Regions from separate parts of the Homo sapiens genome. Here regions 1, 2, 3 and 4 are each linked to region 5. A link is a loop called in an ENCODE intact Hi-C map of the cell type or tissue named here. Cell type or tissue: A673. All regions are shown on one strand.

Region 1 (5,000 bases), 500 kb after region 5:
CTGCAGTGGCCTTATTTTTTTATTTTTATTTTTATTTTTTTGAGACCAAGTCTCACTCTGTTGCCTAGGCTGGAGTGTAGTGGCACAACCTTGGCTCACTGCAACCTCTGCCTCCCTGGTTCAAGCGATTCTCCTGCCTCAGCCTCCTGAGTAGCTGGGATTACAGGTGCCTACCACCATGCCTGGCTAATTTTTGTATTTTTAGTAGAGACAGGGTTTCACATATTGGCCAGGCTGGTCTCAAACTCCTAACCTCAGGTGATCCGCACACCTCAGCCTCCCAAAGTGCTGGGATTACAGGCGTGAGCCACTGTGCCTGGCCTGCAGTTTCCTTATAAGTGGAGGTGGTAGTGTTCTTGTTGGTTTGGGTTGGTTTTATAGTTATTTTCTTCAAGTCAGAATCCAAATGAGGTCTAGATGTTGTCACTGGTTTTTAGATCACTCAAGTCTCTTTTAATGTATAGATGCCCCTCTGCCTTTCTTTCACTTGCTGTTTGTAATGGAACATGTTAGCTCGCTTATCCCATGGTTTCTAGATTTCACCAACCCTATATGGGCATGTGTTTGAACGTGTTTCTCTTTCTCATTTGTTTCTTGTGAATTGGTCATTAGACCTAGAGAGTGATCGAGTTCAGGTTTTCTTTCTGTTTAAGAGTGCTTCACTTGTGTTGGTATTGATTTCTGTTAAGAAGGCTTAGAGTAGCTGGTTGTCCTCTTGTGATGTCAGCAGTAGTTCTGATCTTGATTTTTTTTTTTTTTTTTGATACAGAGTCTCGCTCTGTCACTGAGGCTGGAGTGCAGTGGCACCATGTCGGCTCACTGCAACCTCTGCCTCCAGGGTTCAAGTGATTCTCCTGCCTCAGCCTCCCGAGTAGCTGGGACTACAGGTGTGCACTACCAAGCTTGGCTAATTTTTGTATTTTTAGTAGAGACGGGATTTCACCATGTTGGCCAGGCTGGTCTCAAACTCCTGACCTGAAGTGATCCGCCTGCCTCATCCTCCCAAAGTGCTGGGATTATAGGCATGAGCCGCCACGCCCGGCCCTGATCTTGATTTTTTTTTAAATATTTCATCTCAGTGATTCTAGCTATGAGGTCAGATAATACTTATTTTCTAACCAGACTATTTTAGTTTTGTTGCTGTAAAATACATGTTTTATTGTGAACATTTGTACTTTTTTTTTTTTTTTTGAGACGGAGTCTCACTCTTTCGCCCAGGTTGGAGTGCAGTGGCGCGATCTCAGCTCACTGCAAGCTCCACCTCCTGGGTTCACGCCATTCTCCTGCTTCATCCTCCCGAGTAGCTGGAAGTACAGGTACCTGCCACCTCACCCAGCTAATTTTTTTGTATTTTTAGTAGAGATGGGGTTTCACCGTGTTAGCCAGGATGGTCTCGATCTCCTGACCTCATGATCCGCCCGCCTCAGCCTCCCAAAGTGCTGGGATTACAGGCGTGAGCCACCACGCCCGGCCGAACATTTGCACTTCTTTAGTTATCAGAGCAAGCTGGCTTTATGCCCCAAACCCTTCTTCATCAAACGTATTACTATCTCTGGTCTGATCCTAACATCTGCTGCTGTTTTACCCTGATTTTGTTAACCTGGTTCACCAATTTTATTTCTCTAGTGTTGTTTAGGGAGGGTTGCAGATGAGATCAAGATGGTATTGAGACCAAACACCCCAAATCCTGCGCCTCACTCCCAGCACCCCTGATGGAAATAATGTGCACATCTCAAGCAGAATTCAGACGCAGATGCCCTGGCCTTAAGCTGGGAGAGAGCTGTGATGAATTAGGGAAAGAGCTCACGCCGGGCCGAGGTTGGCTTTTGTAGATTTGAGAAAGGGTCCAAAGGAAGTTGCAGGCAGGAGTGGGGGCTGCTGCCCCTGGCCTGTCTGGGTCCTGAGCAGGGGTGGGCATTGGGCAGACCAGTGTGAGGGGAGAGAGCCTCTCCCCTAGAGAAGTCAGGGGAACCCTGCTATCCCTGGCCACACCAGCAGCCTCCTCCCTGGGCAGCAGAGATGAGACTGGCTCCCCCTAGAGGGTGTCTTCATCATTGCTAAAAGAAAAACCATTGTAGGTCCCTCCATGTCTTTTGGTGACGGGTTCCAGAACCACCACCCCACTCCCCACCCCACTGCAGCCATCAAAATCCCCAGATGCTCGAGTTCCTGCTATAAAAGGATGTAGTCATTGCATGTAACCTATGCATATTCTCCCACATGCTTCAAATCGTCTCTAGATTACTTACAATAGCTAGTATGTTGCAAATGCATTGTAAATAGTAGTTACACTGTATTGTTTTTTAATTTGTAGTATTATTATTTTTTAAATTGGATTTTTATTTTTGATCTGCTGCTGGTTGAATCCACAGGTGCAGAACCCACAAATCCTGAACTCGCAGATATGGAGAGCCAACTGTGTACCGTTTCGTCAGTAACAGACAGTTCCCAACTCTAGTCATTGGCTTCATTAGTTGCTTTCCTCAGTTATTCAGAATTTGGTGTTCCTGATGTGCGTTTGTTGCTTTTGCTTCTTTGCAGAGAGATCATAGATAACACCACCAAGGAGAATGGGATCGACATCATTATGGCCGATAGGACTTTCCACCTGATTGCAGAGTCCCCAGAAGATGCCAGGTGAGTCTGCGCTGTTGACTTTGTGTTACCCACATCCTGCTCCCTCATGCACAGGTGTGAGCATCACACAGAGCACTGTTTACTGTACTGGCCTTGAAAAATTTTAATTGACTTTTTTTGAAGAACCAAGAGTCATACGAGATTGATGCACTTGTCCCTTGGGGAATCTTTCCCTGGGCAAATGTGTTCAAGTACAGCACAGAGTTCAGGATTTCCAGCCTCCAGTGCCACTAGACAGATCCATTGTCACCTGTCTCTCAGGCTGTTACTGTCACCGGTAGCGTGTGTAAATTATACAGCTGCATGAAGCTGAAAATCTACCCTCTGGAAGCTTCTGAGCTTTGAAAGTGAATCATTTGTGTTTGCATAAGGACGAAAAAGGGCAGGGAGCAGTAACTAATGGCTGTTTAAGTAACTGATAGTGCTATGGCACTGGGGGGTTTTAAAGATCTTAATATTGAAGAATTCAACGGAAGAGGTACTAACTTACACAGAACTTACTATTAGCTTGGTGCAAAAGTAATCACAATTATATTTCAGGCTAATATTCTAAATGTTTCATACCTAAGTATTTCAGGAAGTATTCTAAATGCTTCATAAATATTAACTCTTTTGATTCTCTTGGATCCTGCAAGGTAGACATTAATTATTACCATCATCCATACTTTGCAGAATAAGAGACTAGGGTACAGAGAACGGTTAGTATCATTTGTAATGCAGTGCAACCTCAATTCTGTTGAATGGAGACATTGAACTTCTTAAAAACATTTGCTCCTAAGGAGCTTTAACTTTTGACTGAGATTAGAAGAGGGTGGAGGCCTTCATTGGCTGGGGCAAGTTGTCTGTAGCTTCCTGGACTTCAGGTTTCCATGCTGGAGTGCTGAGGAGACATAGCACAAAATTAAGGAGACTTAGCATTTGCTCTTCAGTGTGATGGATCACAGGGTCACCTTGTGGATCTGACACCGTGGAACGTCTGTCCTGTCTATTCCTGCAGCTTGTGAGTTTGTGAGTCTGCAGGGTTATGCTGGAGGTGTCTGAGCAATGCCAGAGAACATCTTTTTTTTTTTTTTCTTTTTTTTTGAGACAGAGTTTCTCTCTTGTTGCCCAGGCTGGAGTGCACTGGTGCAATCTTGGCTCACCGCAGCCTCCACCTTCCAGGTTCAAGCAATTCTCCTGCCTCAGCCTCCCAAGTGGCTGGGATTACAGGCATGCACCACCACGCCTGGCAAATGTTGTATTTTTTATAGAGATGGGGTTTCTCCATGTTGGTCAGGCTGGTCTCGAACTCCCGATCTCAGATGATCTGCCCATCTCAGCCTCCCAAAGTGCTGGGATTACAGGCGTGAGCCTCTTCCTGGCTGAGAACGTCTTTTAATTTACGAGGGTAACATCCAATAGCCGAATTCTTCAATTCTCAGCCCCAAGATCATTAGGACCTTCTAGTATGTTCTCAGGACCCCTCACTACCCCTTGCCCTTTGAATCTTTCTGAGTTGATACAGTACCATGATAGCAACATTAAGGGTAAAGACACCAGAAAATAATTCTTCCCATGGGAACAAACTAAAACACCTGCTTAGACCCATAAATTCTAACACAAACTGGAAAAACAAGCAAACCTGGAATTATAGCCCATCATTCTGTCTGGGACTCCTGGAGACCACATGTGGTTGTTTGTGGCCCAGGGAATGCCTGCAGCTTTTCAGCTGAATTATAGGCCCAGCGTTTGGCAGCTGCCCTGTCTGTTTTATGCCACGATGAACCTGCTAAATTTAACCTTTGGAATATTTTAGCCAAGGACTTTTTCTCCTGACCAGTGGAACACTATTTTAAAAAAATTCCTTTTCAGATTCCAAGTTATACTTGATTCAAGAGAAGAAATTTATAAATTTAAGAGTCTAATCTAGACAGAATTGAAAGTGCAACAAATTTGATGCCTTTGTGTATGTGATTCCTACAACTTGAATGTATGTCTTTTTCAATGTTTAATTTGGGATATTTTTGAGATGAGCAAAGCAATGAAGTCTTGCTGTTTGGTTAACCAGAATGGATAGTGCAAATTTATATTAAAGTGTTTTCCTTGTTGTATACAAGAGATATGCATATCTCTTGTATATGTTGAATATTTTCAAGCTTGTAGTCACATTTTTCTCCCTTAGGAAGCACGCGAGATAGATTTTAGTGCTTTGCTGTAAATCGTTTGCACAGCCTACCTTTACATATGGTGTCATTTTTTTAACTTAAACATGCCATTGGATACCAAGTACTTCCCCTCTGCCTTAAACAGTAGGAGTATATATATATTTTGTGTCTTATAAGCCCCCAGCAGGAGAAGGATACCCTAGCGTCTCTTTCATATTT
Region 2 (5,000 bases), 56 kb after region 5:
TAATAATATATTTTATTTAACCCAATATAGCCAGAGTAATATAATTTCATTTTTCCTTTTTTTGCTTTGTTTGTTTTGTTTAGAGACAAGATGTTGTCTGTCATCCAGGCTAGAATGCAGTGGCATGATCATAGCTCACTCCTGGGCTCAAGCAATCGTCCTGTCTCAGCCTCCTAAGTAGATGGGACCACAGGAGCCCACCACCATGGCCCAGTTAATACATTTTCTTTATTATATATATTTTTTAGAGATAGGGTCTCACAGTGTTGCCCAGGCTCATCTCCAACTCCTGACTTCAAGTGATCCTCCCACCTTGGCCTCCCAAAGTGATGAGATTGCAGATGTGAGCCACTGTACCTGGCCAGTAATATCAATATGTAACAAATATAAAAATATAGTGACATATTTTACATTCTTTCATATTAAGACTTCCAACCTGGTTTGTATTTTACACTTACAGCGCATCTCAAAGATGCTGCAGGCTCGATAGCCACAGGTGGCTAGTGGCTACCTGTTGGACCATGTTGAATAAGGACACACCTCACTCCTAGAAAACCACTGATTCCTAAGACAGCACTTTAGGGAAGGGGACAATGACAAGGATAAAAGCTCTACATTATTTGTCCATATCTGAGTATTTAAACCACACCAATAAACGATAATAAATCTTGCCATATAATAAAAGGGTAAGGATTTAAGATCAGAGCCCAGGAAGACTTCCATCATGAGGAGGCTGCCATGCCAATTAAAACAAAACTAAATTTTATTTTAATTTTATTGTACTGTTTATTTTTGAGACAGATTCTTACTCTGTTGCCCAGGCTGGAATGCGGTGGCTCGATCTCGGCTCACTGCAACCTCCGCCTCCAGGGTACAAGTGATTCTCAAGCCTCAGCCTCCCGAGTAGCTGGGACCACAGGCATACACCACCACACCTGGCTAATTTTTGTATTTTTAGTAGAGATTGGATTTCTCCGTGATGGCCAGGCTGGCCTTGAACTCCTGGCCTTAAGTGATAGGCCTGCCTCAGCCTCCCAAAGTGCTGGGACTACAGGCATGAGCCTCTGGGCCCAGCCCATCAAAGAAACTAAGTTTTAGATTAACTAATACGACTTGATGCTGAAGAAATGTAGTTCTCTTTTTTAAAAAAAGTTATTAGGTCTTCTTTAATTTATTTTATCAACACTTTGTAATTTAGCAAAAACCTGTATAAGAATATTCAGGCCGGGCACAGTGGCTCACACCTGTAATCCCAGCACTTTGGGAGGCCAAGGTGGGTGGATCACCTGAGGTCGGGAGTTCAAGACCAGCCTGACCTACATGGAGAAACCCTGTCTTTACTAAAAATACAAAATTAGCTGGGCATGGTGGCACATGCCTGTAATCCCAGCTACTTGGGGGGCTAAGGCAAGAGAACCACTTGAACTCGGAAGCTGGAGGTTGCAGTGAGCCAAGATCACATCATTGCACTCCAGCCTGGGCAACAAGAGTGAAACTCTGTGTCAAAAAAAAAAGAAAAAAGAATATTCATAGTAGCTCTTATTCCCAAGAGCTAAACAACTGAAAACAAGCCAAATGTCCCTCAGTGGGCAAATGGTTAGACACACTGTGGTCTAGCCATACCATGGAATAGACAACAACTTGAATGGATCTCAAGGGAATTATGCTGAGTGAAAAAAAAGTCCATCTCAACAAGTTATGATTCCATTTATATAACATTTTACAATAACCGAACTATAGCGATAGAAAACAGATTCATGACTGCCACAGGTAGGAGTGGGAGGAAGAGAACTTGGGTGTAGACATAATGGGGTAGCCTGGGCTAATGGCACAATTCTGTATCTTTTTCTGAGACAGGGTCTTGCTCTGTCACCCAGGCTGGAGTGCAGTGGCGTGAGTGCGTGATCATGGCTCACTGCAGCCTTGATCTCCCAGGCCCAAGTGATCCTCCCGCCTTAGCCTCCTGAGCAGCTAGGACTATAGGTGCTGCCATCACACCTGACTAGTTTTTTAATTTTTTTGTAGAGATAGGGTCTCCCTATATTGCCCAGGCTGGTCTCAAACTCCTGGCCTCAAGCGACCCTCCTGCCTCAGCCTCCTGCAGCGCTGGGATTACACATGTGAGCTACTGTGTCAGGCCACAATTCTGTATCTGACTGTAGTTACAGGTACATGAATGTATACATGTGACAAAATTGCACAGAACTTTATACACACACACACACACACACAAATGAGTGTTTGTAAAGCTAGTAAATGCAATTAAATCTCTATGGATTGTACCAATATCAGGTTCCTAATTTCTATAATGTGTCTGGTTATATGGACATGACCATCAGACAAGGCTGGGTGACGGGTATGTTGGATCTCCCTGTACATTTTTTTTTTTTTTGCAACTTCTTGCAAATCTATAATTATGTCCTTAAAACAGAAAAGTATACCCTAAAACAAAAGATCTTTAGGAAAAGAAAGAGTTGCTTAGCAAAGCCAGGCCTACAGATAGCAGCTTGAGTAGAAAACCGAAGAACAGGCTTCTCAGAGCCCAGTGAAGAAAGAAGCGTTGGCCAAACACCCATTTCTTAACTCCAGAAGTAAATGCAGGAGACACAAGGAGAGAAATAATTGATTTTGTGCAAACCAAACCAGTTCTGATCCCAGCCCCCTGTGTTCTAACTACAGGAGTGTACTGCTTTTCAAATCCACAATGTTTTATGGCCTTAACGAGCCAAGCTGTGTAATTATCATCACACTATGATGCCACACCTAATTTTAAAATCCCACAATAAAGTCACAGCAGGAAGAGGACAGTTACAAAAGCTATATGATGTGATTGTCATTCGGCTTCCGCTACAGTTAAAATTAATCTGTTTCTTTTTAGAGTCTCAATTCTTTCAGAGTATATGTTAAAACACTGCTTCTTTTATGTGTGTTATATTTTTCCTAATGGTAAAACATTGGTAAAAATCAGTTTGAGTGAGGCTTAGTCTAGCTAAAACTAAGCCCTGAAACTGATTCACGGAACACAGCTTGTATTTTTTAATCTGACCACAAGAGGGCTTCTGTTTTTCCTAGTACTAAAAAGGCAGCAGAGTAATCTTTAATTTAGAATATGCAAATATCTTACAAGGGAAAATGAGTTTTAAACCAAGCCCTCCCTGCAAACACCAAGATTTGACTAACTGACTATACAGTTTTTTGTTTTGAGACAAGGTCTTGCTCTGTCACCCAGGCTGGAGTGCAGTGGCATGATCACAGTTCACTGCAACCTCTACCTCCCAGGCTCAAGCCATCCTCCCACTTCAACCTCCTGAGTAGCTGGGACTACAGGCATGCACCACCACATCTGGCTTCTTTTTATTTTTTATTTTTTTATTTTTTTTAGAGAAGACGTCACTATATTGCCCAGGCTGGTCTTGAACTCCTGGACTCAAGTGATCCTCCCGCCTCAACTTCTCAAAGTGCTGGAATTACAGGCGTGAGCCACCATGCCTGACCAACTATACCGTTTTGTAAAAAGTGAAATTTACTGAAGAATGTCTATAAAATATACTTCAAAACTCGGTTTTCCTTTTTTAAATTTGACATATAAATGATGAAAACTAGCCAACCACTTATAAAGCATGTTGATGATTTCATTTCCCAGTTGGCAAATGAAATAGGACCAAGTGCCGTCTTTCTTTTTGTTAGCTTTGTTATTAACATATATAGCTCAGCATCGTGCTCTGAGCATATTGCTGTTATTGTTCAATAACAGCTCTACAGCCAATGGTTCCTTATACATTATTTAAGATAATTCTGTGATGCCAGAAAATGAATTTCCCTAAGTGTACCCTCTCCACCCACACTAACCTTTATTTATAGGTTTCAGTCGATTTGATTATAAAGCAAAGGTTTGGGAAGAAAGACTCATATTCCTCCTGAGATGCAACCTCAAGTCTTAGGAAAAGAAAGTTTTGAACTCAGGTTCCGGGAATGTGGAAGAGGAAGCTCTTAAAGGGCAAGTAGACTTTGCAACATGCTCGTTTTCAGGATTCTCCTCCTTTGTCCTCAACCCTGCCCAGTGTTCCCCTAACTCCACCTAAGCCACTCCATAAAGTTAGGTCCCATTCCTCTATTCCTTCACTACTAATGACAGCTAATAGAGCTAAACAGAATACCACAATAAGCCAGAAGCTGCCTTTTTTTATTATTATTATTATTCATTGCCCAATTTGTAGAACTCTCTGAATTCAATTAAAGTTTGGCAAAGCCTGTGCAAATGAAACCAAGTACCTATTTTTTGCTCATCATAAACCCAAAAGTTTTCTAGAGAACTAACTGAAAGAGATTTTCACCAAATCTTTTTATTTTTTTAATCTAGAGAATACAATTGAGAACCAAATCAATAAATATCCTCAACTGTTACCTTTGTTATAAGGGAACTACGATGAACCGTGCTTGCCCCACATTTACCCTAGCAGCAACTATGCTTTTTCTATCTCTGGCCTTACCCTGCCTTCCTGCCTCCAGAGTCTGAGATGGAGAAAGGCAAAGTCAGATGGAGGATAGAGCTGGGCAGGGAGTTGCTGCCAGCAACAATTGGAGTTGCTGGTTTGCTTTCAACACTGACCCCACTTTATTGGCCATGAGTTAAGGCAGTCAAATGGGCATCTAGGAAACATGACCAAGATCTGCATTAGGGAAGCAAAGCAGATTAAAAGGCACAATTGCTGGCCAGGCATGGTGGCTCACACCTCTAATCCTAGTGAGAGGTGAAGCCAGTTGGACTTCCTGGGTCGAGTGGGGTGGGGTCTTGGAGAAATTTTCTATCTAGCTAGAGGATTATAAATGCACCAATCAGCTCTGTGTCTAGCTAAAGGTTTGTAAACGCACCAATCAGCACTCTGTAAAAACGCACCAATCAATGCTCTGTGTCTAGCTGAAGGTTTGTAAATGCACCAATCAGCACTCCGTAAAACGGACTGATCAGTGCTTTGTAAAATGGACCAATCAGCAGGATG
Region 3 (5,000 bases), 400 kb after region 5:
TTTTTTTAGTGGGTGAGAAGGCACTTGGCATGTCTATTTTAGCTGAGTCGTACTCGCTTTTACAAAGAAACTATTAGGAGCCCCAATATCAGCTCCTTTATTACTAGAAACTGTCTAAAAAAGTAGTAGAATTTCTTTTTTTTTTTTTTGAGTTGGAGTTTCGCTCTTGTTGCCCAGGCTGGAGTGCAATGGTGCGATCTCAGCTCACTGCAACCTCCGCCTCCTGGGTTCAAGTGATTCTCCTGCCTCAGCCTCCCGAGTAGCTGGGATTACAGGCATGCGTCGCCACCACCCCAGCTAATTTTGCATTTTTAGTAGAGACGGAGTTTCTCTGTGTTGGTCAGGCTGGTCTTAAACTCCCGACCTCAGGTGATCCGCCTGCCTCAGCATCCCAAAGTGCTGGGATTACAGGCGTGAGCCACCGCTCCCGGCGAGTATTTTTAAAATAAATATTTATTGGCTGGGCACAATGGCTCACACTTGTACTCCCAGCACTTTAGGAGGCCAAGGAGGGTGGTTCACTTGAGTTCAGGAGTTGGAGACCAGCCTGGCCAACATGATGAAACCCCATTTCTACTAAAAATGCAAAATCAGCCAGGCGCGGTGGCTCATGCCTATAGTTCCAGCTACTTGCGAGGCTGAGATGGGAGGATCACTTTAACCCGGAGGTGGAGGTTGCAGTGAGCTGAGATCACACCACTGCACTCCAGCCTGGGTGACAGAGTGAGACTCCTTCTCAATAAATAAATAAATAAAATTTCTTAATTTTTATTATTAACATTCAAATTGACCTCATCACATGTATGCTATTGACATCCTGTTGGAGTTTGTTAATTATTTCTATTGGACCTGTGCTCTAGTGATGATCCTCACACCCCTGGGTGATACTCAGAGCAGACGGGATGCATGTCAGTCTCTTCTAGTGAGGTTTCCGTGGAGGCGCCAAGCATTTCTTCATTCATTTCTCCTCGCAGGAGTTCACTCACGGGGTATAGTTGTTACTGAGGAGCCACAGTCTTGTAAAGCTGCCAGTGTGAACGAAGATTCCGACATCTGCTTCAGATGGCTTTCTAGTCCCAACTTGTGGCAACTTGGCTCTCGTCCTCAGAATAATTATATTATTTCCTCAGAATAGTTATTATGTTATTTCAGGAGGAATGGGAAAGGGAGAGGAAAGGGTGGTTTGGATTTGGCGGGTGATGTCGGGGGAGGGGGGGACACTAAAAAGACCCCTCTCTCCGGATTTCCGATTCAGTGGAAGTAAGACCACAGGAGACATATGGAGAGCCATATGTCAGCCTAAGACTCCCAGCCAAGTGGGCCTGTGAGCACTGCAGCCCCGAATCACACAGACAGACCCACCTGGTCATGGGTATAGCCAGGTAACTGGTGGCCATGATGACTGTGGGAAACTGATTCCCAGATGGTGGAGAAAAGCAGGCAGGTGCTGCCTTTCTCCTTTCACCCCAGAGCACTTAGAGCAGCCCCCCGCCCCCCGCTCCTGTGGGGAGGGACTGGGGTTGGGGGAGGACAGAGGTGCCAGAGGAGGCCCCTCTGAAACCCTGGGGCAGGGAAATGGATGGAGAATGTTAGCATTATCCCATGTGAGAGCTGATTGAGGATGGATAAGAAATAATGGCTCATGGTTTCTGAAGGATTCTGCGTGTTGGACTCTGTGCCAAGAGCTTGCCAGGCATCGGCACATTGAAACCCCTGACAGCCCTTTGATTTGGGTGCTCTATGATGATATCTGCAGGTGCCACACACGGAAAGCCATTTGCAGGGGTTGTGTTCTTCTCACTGGCAGTTTTTACCCGTTATCTTTTTTGTAGTTCCTTTTTTTTTTAAACAAATGGGGATTACATGTATATGAACAGCTGAATTCTGTCTCTGTCTCTGTCTGTCTCTGTCTCTCCCTCTCTCTCTCTCTCTCTCTCTCTCTCTCTCTGTGTGTGTGTGTGTGTGTGTGTATGTATGTGTGTGTCTAACAGGAGGGGAGCATATGGGCAGAGGTACTGTCTTCTCGTTACCTAAAGTCTAACAGGACTAATAATGTGTTGGGCCATAGAAACAACTTGGATAGAGGGACTGTCAGTGTATTCAGTTAAACAGATAGGGATCATAACGGCTTGCAGTTAATCGAAATGAAGCGGCTGCTTAATATAGAAACAGCTTTTAAGATTCACATACCCAATAAAACAATTTAATCTGTGACTAGAACCACTATTTGTGGGCTCTTCTAAATGACTTCATAAAAGTTCTGGAGTTAGAATTTAAAGATCATTATTTCAGCATACAGAATATAATTTAAGAAGATTAACAGAAGGGAAGAAAACAATCTATTTTAACAGATCAAGTTGGTGTCCACACTTAGATCCTTAAATAATTGCCATTGATAATTGCTTGTATTTATTACATTCAGTGGAAAAAATGAGAGCATGACTAATATATCATTTGCTAGACAGAGCCGCTAAAGAAGAAAGCGAAACATCAAATGAGATCATTGTGCATATGTGTATGTGTGTGTGTGTGTGTATGTATGTATTAAAACGGAAGGAGGTTGGCATTTTCATGGTATTTAAAAATAAGGGGGAGAGGGGGGTGGATCCCAAACAGAAAGCTCCAATTATGCAATGCTGATGTGAACAGAGTAACTGTATTTATCTAAATTAATTCAGGAAACAGAGACTTTAAGAATAGATTTCTCATTAAAATGTGTTTTAGTTTTAATAGCTCTCTTCAGCAGTTTTTTAAAGTGGGGGTTGAAGCTGTGGGAATTAAGAGAAAATGGAATATAGAAATAGGAGTTGCTGGACGTAGGAGCCCTGTTTAGATTTCCTTGGGCATGATCTGCCCCCTGCTGGCTAAAATGTGTTTTACTACTTTAAAAACATTCTCATGCTTGAGAAAATAAGCCTGTTTGAATTATATAGGACTTCATAGATCAATTTTTCTCTCGCTTTATAAGTGAACATCGATTGGATAGGCTCCTCTGCTACTTGGTGGCAATGCCAGGTCCCTGGGCTTCTAGTCCAAGCCTCTTCCTTTGATTTCATTTTCAAGGTTGTTGCCTCTCTTAAGGTCTAGTTTTAATTTTGCCATTTTTGTGTACATTTAAATGAATGCTCATGCTATTACAGTTTTGAATATATGTGTGTGTGTGTGTGTATATATATATATATATAAATTTAAAACTTACTTGAATTTTCCATCTCATAAGGTCAGTGTTTGACTTTGGTTGATCTCTAGTACATTTGACATTGACTCTAGTTTTTCATACACCGTATAGGCCAGACAGGGTTTAGTTTATTATGGTGTATTAGTCCGTTTTCACACTGTTGATAAAGATATGCTCGAGACTGGGCAATTTACAAAAGAAAGAGGTTTAATTGGAGTTACAGGTCCACGTGGCTGGGGAAGCCTCACAATCATGGTGGAAGGCAAGGAGAAGCAAGTCACGTCTTACATGGATGGAAGCAGGCAAAGAGACAGTGAAGAAGATGCAAAGGCAGAAACCCCTGATAAAACCATTAGATCTCATGAAACCCACTCACTACTGCGAGAACAGCATGGGGAAACCACCCTCATGATTCAGTCGTCTCCCACCAGGTCCCTCCCACAACATGGCGGGAACCATGGGAGTACAATTCAAGATGAGATCTGGGTGGGGACACAGCCAAACCATATCATGTGGTCTTTGCAGTACATATGACTTCTTAAGGTGTATAATACAGACAAGGCCTGTGGCTAATTCATCTTTGCAGCCTGGTACCCAGCACAGTGTCTGGGAGAGGACCAGCATTCAACAGCTGCCAATCAAAGGATGAATATACAGAATGACTGTTGGTTCAGGATCTTTGCTTGCTTTGTGTGTTTTGGTTTTTCAAAACTTGAGTGATTTCTACTTAACCATGTCCTGGACTGGTAATTGAGTGTTTGGTCTTTTTCTATTTCTAGAAATACATTTAGAGGTGATAGTGTTGGAATGCGGAACAAAACTTGCATCCTCGATTAGAAAGGCACCAAGCAGAATAAGGCATGGGGGCGTGCTCTTGTAATATAGCAGATGAAAGAGGTGGAGTGGGAAACACAAAGAAAAAGGAACTGAAATTCATCGAGAAGACTTATTCTTGTGTATTCCTCAGAGGGGCCCAAGAGGCATTTTCTGTAGGGAAGCCGAGGCCCAGAACTGTTTGGTTGGCTTGCTGAAGAAACTTTAGCTATTGGCAACAAACATAGGATTTGAACTTCAGTCTCTCTGCCTGTGAAGTCTGTATTTCTGTTTTTTGTTTGTTTTTTGAGATAGAGTCTTGCTCTGTTGCCCATGCTGGAGTGCGGTGGCACAATCTCGGCTCCTCCTCCCAAGTTCAAGCAATTCTCCTGCTTCAGCCTCCCAGGTAGCTGGGGTTACAGGCGTGCACCATCATGGCTGGCTAACTTTTTTTTATCGTATTTTTACGATATGAGGTTTCACCATGTTGGTCAGGCTGGTCTCCAACTCCTGACCTCAAATGATCTGCCTGCCTCAGCCTCCCAAAGTGCTAAGATTACAGGCATGAGTGAAGTCTGTATTTCCAGAACAGAATCCTACTTTCTGGTACAGCTTCCAAACAAAAGGGCTTTGTTTGGCTTGCTAAGACCTTTGGAGTTAATCTTTTAGGCAGTAGAGAAGTTTCCCAAGTTCATCTAACAATTGAAGGAATGATCCGATTTATATTTTGAGAAAATCATGTGGATCAAGGGAATTGATTTCTAAGTAGTGTTATAGATGGCAGCAAAAAGTTTTGTGTAAAGAGCCAAAGAGTGTATATTTTAGGCTTTGTGGGCGAAAGCACCTCTGTTGCAACTAATCAACTCTGCCCTTGTAGTGTGAAAGCACTCAGTATGCAACGCACAGCCTGCACTGTGTTCCAATAAAACTTTATTTATAAAAACAGGCAGCAGGTCAGAGTTGAGGACCATTGTTTGCTGACACATGGGCTGGATCTAGAAAACTGCCA
Region 4 (5,000 bases), 520 kb after region 5:
TCACACAAGGTTATTTCAGGGACCAAGTCACCGTTGGTGTAATGTCCTAATGTATAGGACATTGGATCAATTAATTACCACTGCTCTATATTTAAAAAAAAAAAAAAAAACTTGGATATTTGTTCCAGATCAAAGAGATAGAAACAATCTAATTGAGATTTTGATTAGCTATAGAAAAAGAAGTGTCTTTTCTTTTCTTTTTTTGAGACAGAGTTTTGCTCTTGTTGCCCAGGCTAGAGTGCAATGGCATGATCTCGGCTCATTGCAACATCTGCCTCCTGGGTTCAAGCGATTCTCCTGCCTTAGCCTCCTGAGTAGCTGAGATTACAGGCGCCCGCCACAACGCCTGGCTAATTTTTTGTACTTTTAGTAGAGATGGGGTTTCACCGTGTTGGCCAGGCTGGTCTCGAACTTCTGACCTCAGGTGATCCACCCGCCTCGGCCTCCCAAAGTGCTGGGATTACAGGCGTTAGCCACGGCGCCCGGCCAAGAATTTTCATATGATAGGATGAGGCATGACTCTTTCAAGTATTAACAACGCTGCAGAGGTGAGTTGGCAGCACAGTTGCTCCCAGTGAGACATTGGCTCTTTAGGGGTTTTTTGTATTTAAATTGAACTGCACAAAATGAAGCGGGCCCTTGCCAAGAAGTCACTGGTGCTTGCTCCATTCACCAGTGGGGGACCATTCACTGCTTTGGTCTACAGAACCTTGGCACAGCCTAGTTCCTCCCAGCAGCCAGCCCCCATCAGTCTAAAAATTAACAGTTAGTGTTTGCCTCCTAGGATACGGGAACAGTTTCCAGGAAGCGAGATGGAAAAATACGCTCTCTTCACTTACGAATCTCTTAAGAAAACCAAATGCCGAGAGTTTGTGCCTTCCCGAGATGAAATAGAAGCTCTGATCCACAGGCAGGAAATGACATCCACGGTCTATTGCCATGGCGGCGGCTCCTGCAAGATCACCATCAACTCCCACACCACCGCTGGGGAGGTGAGGAGAGGCAGCTGCTGCTTGTTCTGTTAGATGCCTTTGCTGCAGATACACCTGCGTCAGGAACATTGTGCAGCATTAGAGTGGCTGTCCTGCACAGTTGCAGTTTGCTTAGTACAGCTCTCAATACTAAGGAAATGCATGTAACCCAGAAGCAACCACACGAATATAGAGATAAAAATATATATATTGAGTGGAAACACAGAGATAAAGTACCTGAGACATAATCTTGCTAATCTGAGAAGCAGCTGAGTGTCTAGCAGAGCTGCAGACCTGGCTCAGGTCCAGCCACTTTGATGAGGGTTTATTGCAGTGCTTCTGCAACAAAGTGTTTGTTTGCACGTGACTAGCTAGATGAATATCAGATGAACACATTTTCTTTTTAAAATTTGAACTTACTATTATAAAACCAGTTGGCCAAAAGGGTGGTAATCCAATAACCACCACCCCGACCCCCACCCCCCAAGGCTTCTTATGGAAAAAAAAAAAACGTCATCTGGAGTCTCTGTTGTTCCTTGGAGTTCATAAATTTATCAGCCAAAAGACAGGACTGAAGCTTTTCACCCGCTTTTCCTGTTAATATAGGTTTGCAAGAAATCAGCCCAGCATCTGCCTCTACCGATGGGCAAAATACCCTGAGTTATTTTCAGCAAGAAAGAGATAAACCTAATCTCAAGAGAACAAAGGGAAAATAGTACTTTTGAAATTCTGGGATGACCACACGGGTAACATTTTTAGGAGGCTGGAGACGCCCTTGTGCCAGCAGCTCCCTCTGGGATCAGGTGATGGCACGTTCTGGGAACACGTGTTGGGGCCGCAGCCTGTGGAACTGAAGTCCCCCTGGTGTGTCTTCCAGGTGGTGGAGAAGCTGATCCGAGGCCTGGCCATGGAGGACAGCAGGAACATGTTTGCTTTGTTTGAATACAACGGCCACGTCGACAAAGCCATTGAAAGTCGAACCGTCGTAGCTGATGTCTTAGCCAAGTTTGAAAAGTAGGTTCCTTTTCCCTACTGTGTCAGAAGAGCAAATAAGAGAAATTGCAGAGCAGGGTTCAGGGTTTGAGCTTCCCATTCCATTTGTGGCTTCACGCTGTATTGGAGTTAGTTTTATTTTACCTGTGTTGATGCCTGTTTAACTTTGCATATCCGCTATTTTTCTCGATTCCTAGATAAAGCTACGGTCTTACGTGATGTAACTTGTCAGTGGTTTTTTACCCCATTCCTTTTCTCAGTTCCATGTTGGACCCGTCTGGGTATTTCTTGATTTTTTAGGTTTCCAGTTGTCATTAGCTTTGAAATTGGGCTGATTGACTGAAGCCAGCTTATAAACTCTTTAAACTATGTGTTATGTCTACAATATAAAATGGACCTACTTTTTTTTTTTTTTGAGATGGAGTCTTGCTCTGTTGCCCAGGCTGAAGTGCAGTGGCGCAACCTTGGCTCACTGCAACTTCTGCCTTCTGGGTTCAAGCAGTTCTCCTGCCTCAGACTCCCGAGTAGCTGGGATTACAGGCATGTACTACCACGCCCAGCTAATTTTTGTATTTTTAGTACAGATGGGGTTTGGCCATGTTGGTCAGGCTAGTCCCAAACTCCTGACCTCAGGTGATCCGCCCACCTGGGCCTCCCAAAGTGCTGGGATTACAGGCGTGAGCCACTGCACCTGGCCTGTAGACCTACGCTATTTGATCTGTGACTTCATATCCTCGAAGTAGCGCGAAGGTATTCCTGCTTAGTATAAACACAGCCCTCATACAAGAGTATTCACATCAATTTTTATAAATGTTATCATAATGTATCTGAGGCTTGGTAAAGGTAATAAAGAAACAGGCTTTTGTTTCTTTTCTTCCCGTGGACTCAGCATAATGCTTAGCTGGTACTAATTCGAATGCGGCTCTCTGAAAACACTTGTTAGCTGGTTAAACTAGGGGCTGCCTGTTTGTTTTCTTAAAGCAAAATCAGGATGAAAGTACGTTTTTTCACTCTGTTTATTCCTCTATCCCCATCTCTATCCACTGTTTTCTGGGCCCGGACAGAATGTCTGTGTCCTTAGAATACACCATGTAAAGTCAGGTCCCTGCGGGTCACTGAAGGCCCTTCTCGTTCATATTCTGAGCCTCTCTTGACTCCTCTCTGTAGGCTGGCTGCCACATCCGAGGTTGGGGACCTGCCATGGAAATTCTACTTCAAACTTTACTGCTTCCTGGACACAGACAACGTGCCAAAAGACAGTGTGGAGTTTGCATTTATGTTTGAACAGGTAAAAGGAATAGTTAGAAACAGATTTCTTTGCCGGCAAGCAAGGGTGAAACCTGTTAATACTTAGCCTTGTAAGTTAACTGGTACTTAGAAATGAGGCACACCTGTGGATTTCCCAGCAAAGACAAGACCAGCTGCTCTTTCATTCGTTTGTAGAATGAAACCTGCTACACATTTTATTTGAACCTCCGTTCCAGGGACTGTTCTAGTTGACAGGAGAGAGAGCACAAGGAATAAAATATGTGACGTGTGTTAGATGGTATCTGTGCTAGGGAGAAAATTAAATTTAAAGCAGTGAGCCAGGGGTGAGGGTACAGTTTTAGCCAGGGCAGTCAGGGAAGGTGAGTTTGAGAGAAACCCTCATGAAGTGAGGGAGCAAGCGACGTGGGCATCCCATGGCATGGCAGTGCGTTGACCGGAAAGCTGTTGACTGTCTCCTTTCAGGCCCACGAAGCGGTTATCCATGGCCACCATCCAGCCCCGGAAGAAAACCTCCAGGTTCTTGCTGCCCTGCGACTCCAGTATCTGCAGGGGGATTATACTCTGCACGCTGCCATCCCACCTCTCGAAGAGGTTTATTCCCTGCAGAGACTCAAGGCCCGCATCAGCCAGTCAACCAAAACCTTCACCCCTTGTGAACGGCTGGAGAAGAGGCGGACGAGCTTCCTAGAGGGGACCCTGAGGCGGAGCTTCCGGACAGGATCCGTGGTCCGGCAGAAGGTCGAGGAGGAGCAGATGCTGGACATGTGGATTAAGGAAGAAGTCTCCTCTGCTCGAGCCAGTATCATTGACAAGTGGAGGAAATTTCAGGGAATGAACCAGGAACAGGCCATGGCCAAGTACATGGCCTTGATCAAGGAGTGGCCTGGCTATGGCTCGACGCTGTTTGATGTGGAGGTGAGAACTGGCTGCCGTGTGTTGGGGTGGGCTGGGTGCTGGCATCTGAGAACATGGATCACGGCCAAGTTCATGTGGAGAGAAGACAAGATGGAGCATTTTGCTCTCTCAACCTCTTTTATTCGAGCCCCCAGAATTGTACCATTAACGCCTCCCTTCTCCTCACAGTTTCTCTTCTCCTGTGTAGTAAACACATCTGTAATATTAGGAATGAATGCAAAATTAAGATGTCATCTATTCTTCTACCCTTCCTTAGGGAAGCTATAGATCTAATTTTTTAAACACTGATAAAAATCTACATTTAAAAAAATGTTATAGCTGTATATACAAATTAGAAACTTTGGATATACTTGCATTTTACTTTGTTTTTTCTTTACAGCCATCTGTTTGAAAGGAAGAATGTCTATCTCGTAATGGAATTTAGCCATTGGCATCAACCCAGTACTGATTTTTGTTTTGTTTTAAGTAGACCGCTTATTGAAAAGAAATCTTACTAATTGTCTAGATGAGAGTTTGGCAAACTGGTCTGTGGGTCAGATCTTGCCTGCCTCCTTTTTTCTAAACAAAGTTTTATTGGAACACAGCCAAGCTCATTCCTTTAGATATATTCCCTGGCTGTTTTTGTACAGAGTTGAGTAGTTGTGACAGAGACCATGTGATCCACAAAGTCTAAAAATCTTTACTATGCAGCCCTTAACAGATAAGTGTGCCAGCTCATCGTCTAGATTAGCTTCCATTTTTTATGATCACAGTAATTCAGCGTATATCTGATGACTTTATATTGAGGCTGTATAAAATTCTAAATATTATAAATTCTAGAATCCGTGGGTGGCTTTTCATTAGGTGATGTTT
Region 5 (5,000 bases):
CAGTCCACAGACAACTGCCAGTTCACAAGAAACTATTCTTTGCTTCGTGGTGAAATGAAAGAAAAGTAAGGACAGATGTGCGTGTGTATGTGTATATACATGCATATTCACATTATACCTTTTACATAAAATATTTTCTCCTGGGAAGAAATGTCCTTGCTTTTAAAATTATGTCTTGTCTTTTGTGTTAAAGCATTCTTTCTTTTATGAACCAGTGATGGTAGGTGATGGTAGCTGATGGTAGCTGTTTCATTATTCCTTTTTTTTTTTTTTTTCAGACGGAGTCTTGCTCCATCGCCCAGGCTGGAGTGCAGTGGCGCAATCCCGGCTCATTGCAACCTCTGCCTCCTGGGTTCAAGCGATTCTCCTGCCTCAGCCTCCTGAATAGCTGGAATTACAGCTGTGCACCACCACGCCCAGCTAATTTTTGTACTTTTAGTAGAGGCGGGGTTTTGGCATGTTGGCCAGGCTAGTCTCAAACTACTGACCTCAGGTGATCCACCCGCCTCGGCCTCCCAAAGTGCCAGGATTACAGGCATGAGCCACTGCACCCAGCCCGTTAGTAGTTTATTTTTAACGCTATTACAGGGAAAAAAGTTTGTTGTTTTTTAAATTGGGCATCTTTCTTTAATCCCCCATTAAAAGCTTTCTTTATTCCTTGGCTTCTTTGTAAAATCTCGAAGTCTGGGAATCTCTGTCATAGCTTTACAGTCACTTTCAAGGAGCTTTCAGAACCCTCCAAAGCTGGGCCCCACGTAAGACAATCCTGGCTCGAATCACTTGACTTTGCCACCCTGCAGACTCCTGAAGCTACAACACCAGGAAGTGAGGTGAGGACTTTCACCTGAACCCCAATTACATCCACAGTGAGAGGGAACATGCGGGCGGCTGGAGAGCCTATCTTCTCTGAATCATCTGGGGATAAAGTCACAGGCAGGAAAGCAACAAGCAGGTGGCCTTTATCTGGGGATTGGCCATTCCTCCCCACATACTTGCCACAAGCCCTCTAGAATGGAATAGATGTCAAACTCTTGCTGAATGAGTTCATATTCCTACCCTGCTTTTAAATGTTTAAGTCATAATCATCTTAGTTTTAAAGCCTCATTATTGCGGTATTTTTAGCATTCTAGTTTTCCAGATACATATATCATGTTACCAACCACAGTTTAAAAGCTCTTATGGCAACTTACTCATGCGCGCATTTTATTCTCTTTAAATTCTCTCCTAAGATGAGGAAAAGGGGGGTGTAGAAAATTTCCTCTGAACAATCAGAGGATTGTACATAGACACAATTTGGTCATGTATTGAAGTGAACCTTAGCTGGGGAAAAATTAAAACCTAACAAGAAACAAAAGAGGAACCTACTGTAGAAAACAATGAGTTTGTTCAAATGCATTCTTAACATTTCTGTGAGTACTAATCAACCATGAGAAACTTGTATAGCATAAAAGTGTCCACTAGGAGGCACTGCAGTCAAAGCACACAGAAATAGACCCAAAACCCTTAATTTATGTAAACTCACGTGTTTTTATTAATATTGTCAATAGTGAACTGTTTTTGCAAAATGAGAGGTCACTATTTTTCAGACCTGATTAGGAAAAATTGCACAAGGCACTTCTTGCTGAAGAAAAAAAATCCATTTTCTGGCAGCAGGAGTTAGCTGACTCGTGGCAATCCAGAGTTGGCCTCTTACTAAGGTCAATATGCATGTGCTCAGGAAACTTGAACCCACACAAGAATGTGAACCAAGACGGTCAGGCCAGAGATAACATGCGGGTCTTGTAAATGTCAAACTTTGCTTCCTCTGCTCAGCTGAAAACATCCTCTTCTCTTTCCCTTATCCTCCTCCCACCCTACCACTCCTGATGATATCCATAAACAAAAAAATTTTAATGACTCGTAGAAGCTTTAAAATAGGAGGACATTTAATTTCATAACGCATCTGCGGTCACAAGCTGACTGCAGCTGAGTGAAGATACAACCTTTAGCAGTGCTCCCTGACTACAGGTCAAGTGGATGCTCTCCTTGTGACTGTAGCAGATGGAGGAGGAAAGGTAAAGGTGAATGCAAGAGGCTAGAAACATACATTGTGATCCCTTTTTTAAAGCCTTTGATTTTTTAAGATTAAACTAACCCATTTTTTTAAGTATATGATTTGTTCATTAAACTACAAATACATGTCTTGGATTGCAAGCTGAAGAGCAACTGAGAGCTAGGAGAGGCATGATAAGACCCAGGAAAGAAACTACAGCAAGGCGCCCTCATGTCGCTTAGAATACAATGCAGGTCCCTGTAGCTCCTGCTCCCTGAGCCTCCTGGCACGCCTGTTAAACAACCACTGCCTTATTCACGCAGAGAACTTGCCATGCTGGGGTCGCCCAGGGAAAGTGAAGTTTTGGTCAGTGTTTTGGGTTGAATTGTATGTCTTCTCCGAAAAAATATGTTGAAGTCCTAACCCCTCTTTACATGCCAATGTGACATTATTGGAAGGAGGGTCTTTGCAGTTGTCCTCAAGTTAAACTTCGGCCACTAGGTGGCGCTCATCCAATGTGACTGCTGTCTTTATAAGGAGAGGAGATTTGAACACTGAGATGCAGAGACAGAACGCGGTGGGACGACAGAGGGAGAGAGGGGGGTGATGCGTCCACTAGCCAAGGAACACCAAGGACTGTTAGCAGCTGGGAGAGATGGAAGGAGCTCCGGAAGAAACCAGGCCTGCCCACACCTTGATTTCAGACTCCTGTTCTCCAGAATTGGAGAAAATAGATCTCTTGTTTTAGGTCACCCAGTTTGTAGTCCTTCATTATGGCAGCCCTAGGAAACTCATGACCAAATCTGGAAAAAGTAGGCCGGGCACGGAGGTTCACGCCTGTAATCCCAGCACTTTGGAAGGCCAAGGTGGGTGGATCACCTGAGGTCAGGAGTTCGAGACCAGCCTGGGCAACATGGCAAAACCCCGTCTCTACTAAAAATACAGAAATTAGCTGGGTGTGGTGGCGGGCGCCTGTAATCCCAGCTACTCAGAGCCTGAGACAGGAGAATCACTTGAACCCAGGAGACGGAGGTGGCAGTGAGCCAAGATCGTGCCACTGCACTCCAGCCTGCACAACAGAGCAAAACTCCATCTCAAAAAAAAAAAAAAAATGGAAAAAGTAGAATGGAATTCTGGGAATGATAATCAAGAGAGGTTCAACTGCTGAAGCACGAAGTTTTAAGGCTTTTTTTTTCTGTGTCTTCTCCTTTTCTTCCCTATTTTCCGGTCTACTCAACCCCGATATTCCAATTTCTCAATATGAAATATTATTTTTAGTTATCTTTAAACGCACAGCTGTTGGTGATTTCTGGAGACATGCCCATTTTTTCCAGTCCATTTTGTAGATCTCCTCAAATACCTAAAAACTTCACAGTCCAGTTGGCATTTTTAAAGCACTTTGCTCCTTTGAGTTGCTCAAATTATTTGACATAAATGTTCCCTTATTCATGTCAGTTTAAAGGAAAAGATAAGTACAGATCTTATTTTAAACCTCAGGAAATATACAGCAAAGTTAAGCATCTTATAGTAAATCACGTTGCCTTTCAGCGAGTGAGCAGAGCCTGGTGGACGGACTCCCAACTGCCTGTATAGTCTTTTTAAAGTATTATACAATTATATTTTATTCTTTATTACCCACCTACAAGACAAGAATGAATAAATCCTCCAAAATGGTGGTCACTCAAGAGTTGCCTTTTGGGGACCTTTCTCTTTTTTTTGATAGAAATGCCTCTGATATTTTGAGAATTCATAAAATCTCAAACAAAATGGAGCGAGTACCTTGTCATGTTCTAATTCTCCAGTAACCACAAGAATCTTCCTTCCTCTCCATTCCATTCTGAGAAAGAGCCACTTCACCTCTCAGAATGATGGGAAAGATAAGGCACAAGCCAAGCCAAATCTTCTCCCCCAAATTCCCTGGCTCTACACGTCCCTGGGACAGGAAGGTCTCAGCTCGCTGACTTGGGCATCCTCTGTGTGCCACAGGTGGGGGATCACCATAGAGAGCCCTCGGTCGGACTCCCTCTGCCCCTGGCATTCTGCCTCCCAAAGTTAAGTGTCATCTTAAAGATGGAGCCACACCAGGGAAAATTCCCTTATCCTTGCTGTGTTTCAGCAGAAGTGAAACAGACTGGAATTTCCAAAGCTACTAAAGAAAGGAGAAAGGGAAATCAAAGAACATCAAGAAAATTTAACAAGCCTAAAACTCAGAAGCACAGAAACATGGCTGAGCGTGTCCACCGCTCACAGGCCCTGTGCCACCCCTCCTCCAAGCTCACGGGCTTGGTTCACATGATCAAGACCACCCTGTGGCTTCCTTGCTTCCCAGCTACAGAGTCATGGCCACTGAAAAGTGCCACCTCACCTCCCTGCCAAGTCTGTGTCCTAGACAACTAACTCCCTGGATCAGGGGCATTACTGAACTAAGACCAAATCTCCAGATGAGAGAGAGATTATCAGATTCTTCACATGCGATCCAGCTTGTGGGAATGCGGGTGGGGTATAGGAAGTGGTTCAGCCCCATATGGATCCTTATAATGGAAGAATTATGAAAAATATAACCACAGAATAAACATGACAGTCACACAAGATGAGTCAGGTACACACCACAAACTGTGTAGGTCTCAGTGAAAGTAGACTATCTGGCTGAGGTTGGAGGGTCCTAGGCTAGTGCTACGGGGAGACAAGGACATGGTAGACAGGAAGGAGGTGACCCAGGCAGGGAGAAGGAGCAGATAGATTAGGAGGTTGTTGCCAGAAAGTGGGGCAGGCCTGTGGTAGAAATGCATGCCCCAGAGTTAAGGAAGCTGGGAACTGTCAGGAGCAGGTTGTGTGGTGCCAAAGAACACTGACATTTTTCAAATGGTGGGGGATTTGAAAAGGCAAGTGAGCAGCCCAAATGTGATCATAGTTAACGTCGACTGAGTTACACCAGAAATGTGCTAGACACTTCATATGGATCTTCTCA

Evidence for each region. A loop is a pair of places that touch in the nucleus more often than their neighbours do. Peaks named below come from ENCODE experiments on the same cell type or tissue, not always from the same donor. Only the 100,000 strongest peaks of a DNase experiment are listed, where the experiment ranks them.
Region 1: a loop joins it to region 5, with 8 times the contacts of the local background. A loop is called at or near these places in 26 of 110 quality-filtered maps.
Region 2: a loop joins it to region 5, with 5 times the contacts of the local background. A loop is called at or near these places in 19 of 110 quality-filtered maps.
Region 3: it touches region 5 in a loop (9-fold over the local background); 99 of 110 quality-filtered maps call a loop at or near these places.
Region 4: a loop joins it to region 5, with 5 times the contacts of the local background. A loop is called at or near these places in 14 of 110 quality-filtered maps.

Annotation. Positions count from the first base shown.
Region 1 is chr5:16,687,461-16,692,460 of GRCh38, reverse strand. It overlaps MYO10 (myosin X), which reads left to right. Exons shown (of 41, transcript NM_012334.3): 28 at 2,542-2,637. Among named protein-coding and RNA genes, the nearest start is that of RETREG1, 73 kb to the right of the region's middle. In A673, CTCF peaks have their summits at 1,837 and 2,039 (motif pointing left); a DNase peak (open chromatin) is centred at 2,030.
Region 2 is chr5:17,130,762-17,135,761 of GRCh38, reverse strand. It overlaps BASP1-AS1 (BASP1 antisense RNA 1), which reads left to right. Exons shown (of 3, transcript NR_027253.1): 3 at 3,862-5,000. Among named protein-coding and RNA genes, the nearest start is that of MIR10522, 23 kb to the left of the region's middle. In A673, a CTCF peak has its summit at 3,062 (motif pointing right); DNase peaks (open chromatin) are centred at 2,841 and 2,951; H3K27ac peaks cover 3,239 bases.
Region 3 is chr5:16,789,081-16,794,080 of GRCh38, reverse strand. All of the region lies in intron 4 of MYO10 (myosin X), which reads left to right. Among named protein-coding and RNA genes, the nearest start is that of MYO10, 140 kb to the left of the region's middle. In A673, a CTCF peak has its summit at 2,866 (motif pointing left); a DNase peak (open chromatin) is centred at 2,660; H3K27ac peaks cover 3,133 bases.
Region 4 is chr5:16,669,674-16,674,673 of GRCh38, reverse strand. It overlaps MYO10 (myosin X), which reads left to right. Exons shown (of 41, transcript NM_012334.3): 36 at 785-992; 37 at 1,849-1,985; 38 at 3,132-3,252; 39 at 3,696-4,148. Among named protein-coding and RNA genes, the nearest start is that of RETREG1, 55 kb to the right of the region's middle. In A673, no CTCF peak of the experiment used is centred here; no DNase peak of the experiment used is centred here.
Region 5 is chr5:17,187,133-17,192,132 of GRCh38, reverse strand. All of the region lies in intron 1 of BASP1-AS1 (BASP1 antisense RNA 1), which reads left to right. Among named protein-coding and RNA genes, the nearest start is that of BASP1-AS1, 28 kb to the left of the region's middle. RefSeq lists a silencer at 1,559-1,853. In A673, CTCF peaks have their summits at 1,267, 1,469 (motif pointing right), 2,313 and 2,515 (motif pointing right); DNase peaks (open chromatin) are centred at 1,132, 1,462 and 2,562; H3K27ac peaks cover 4,523 bases.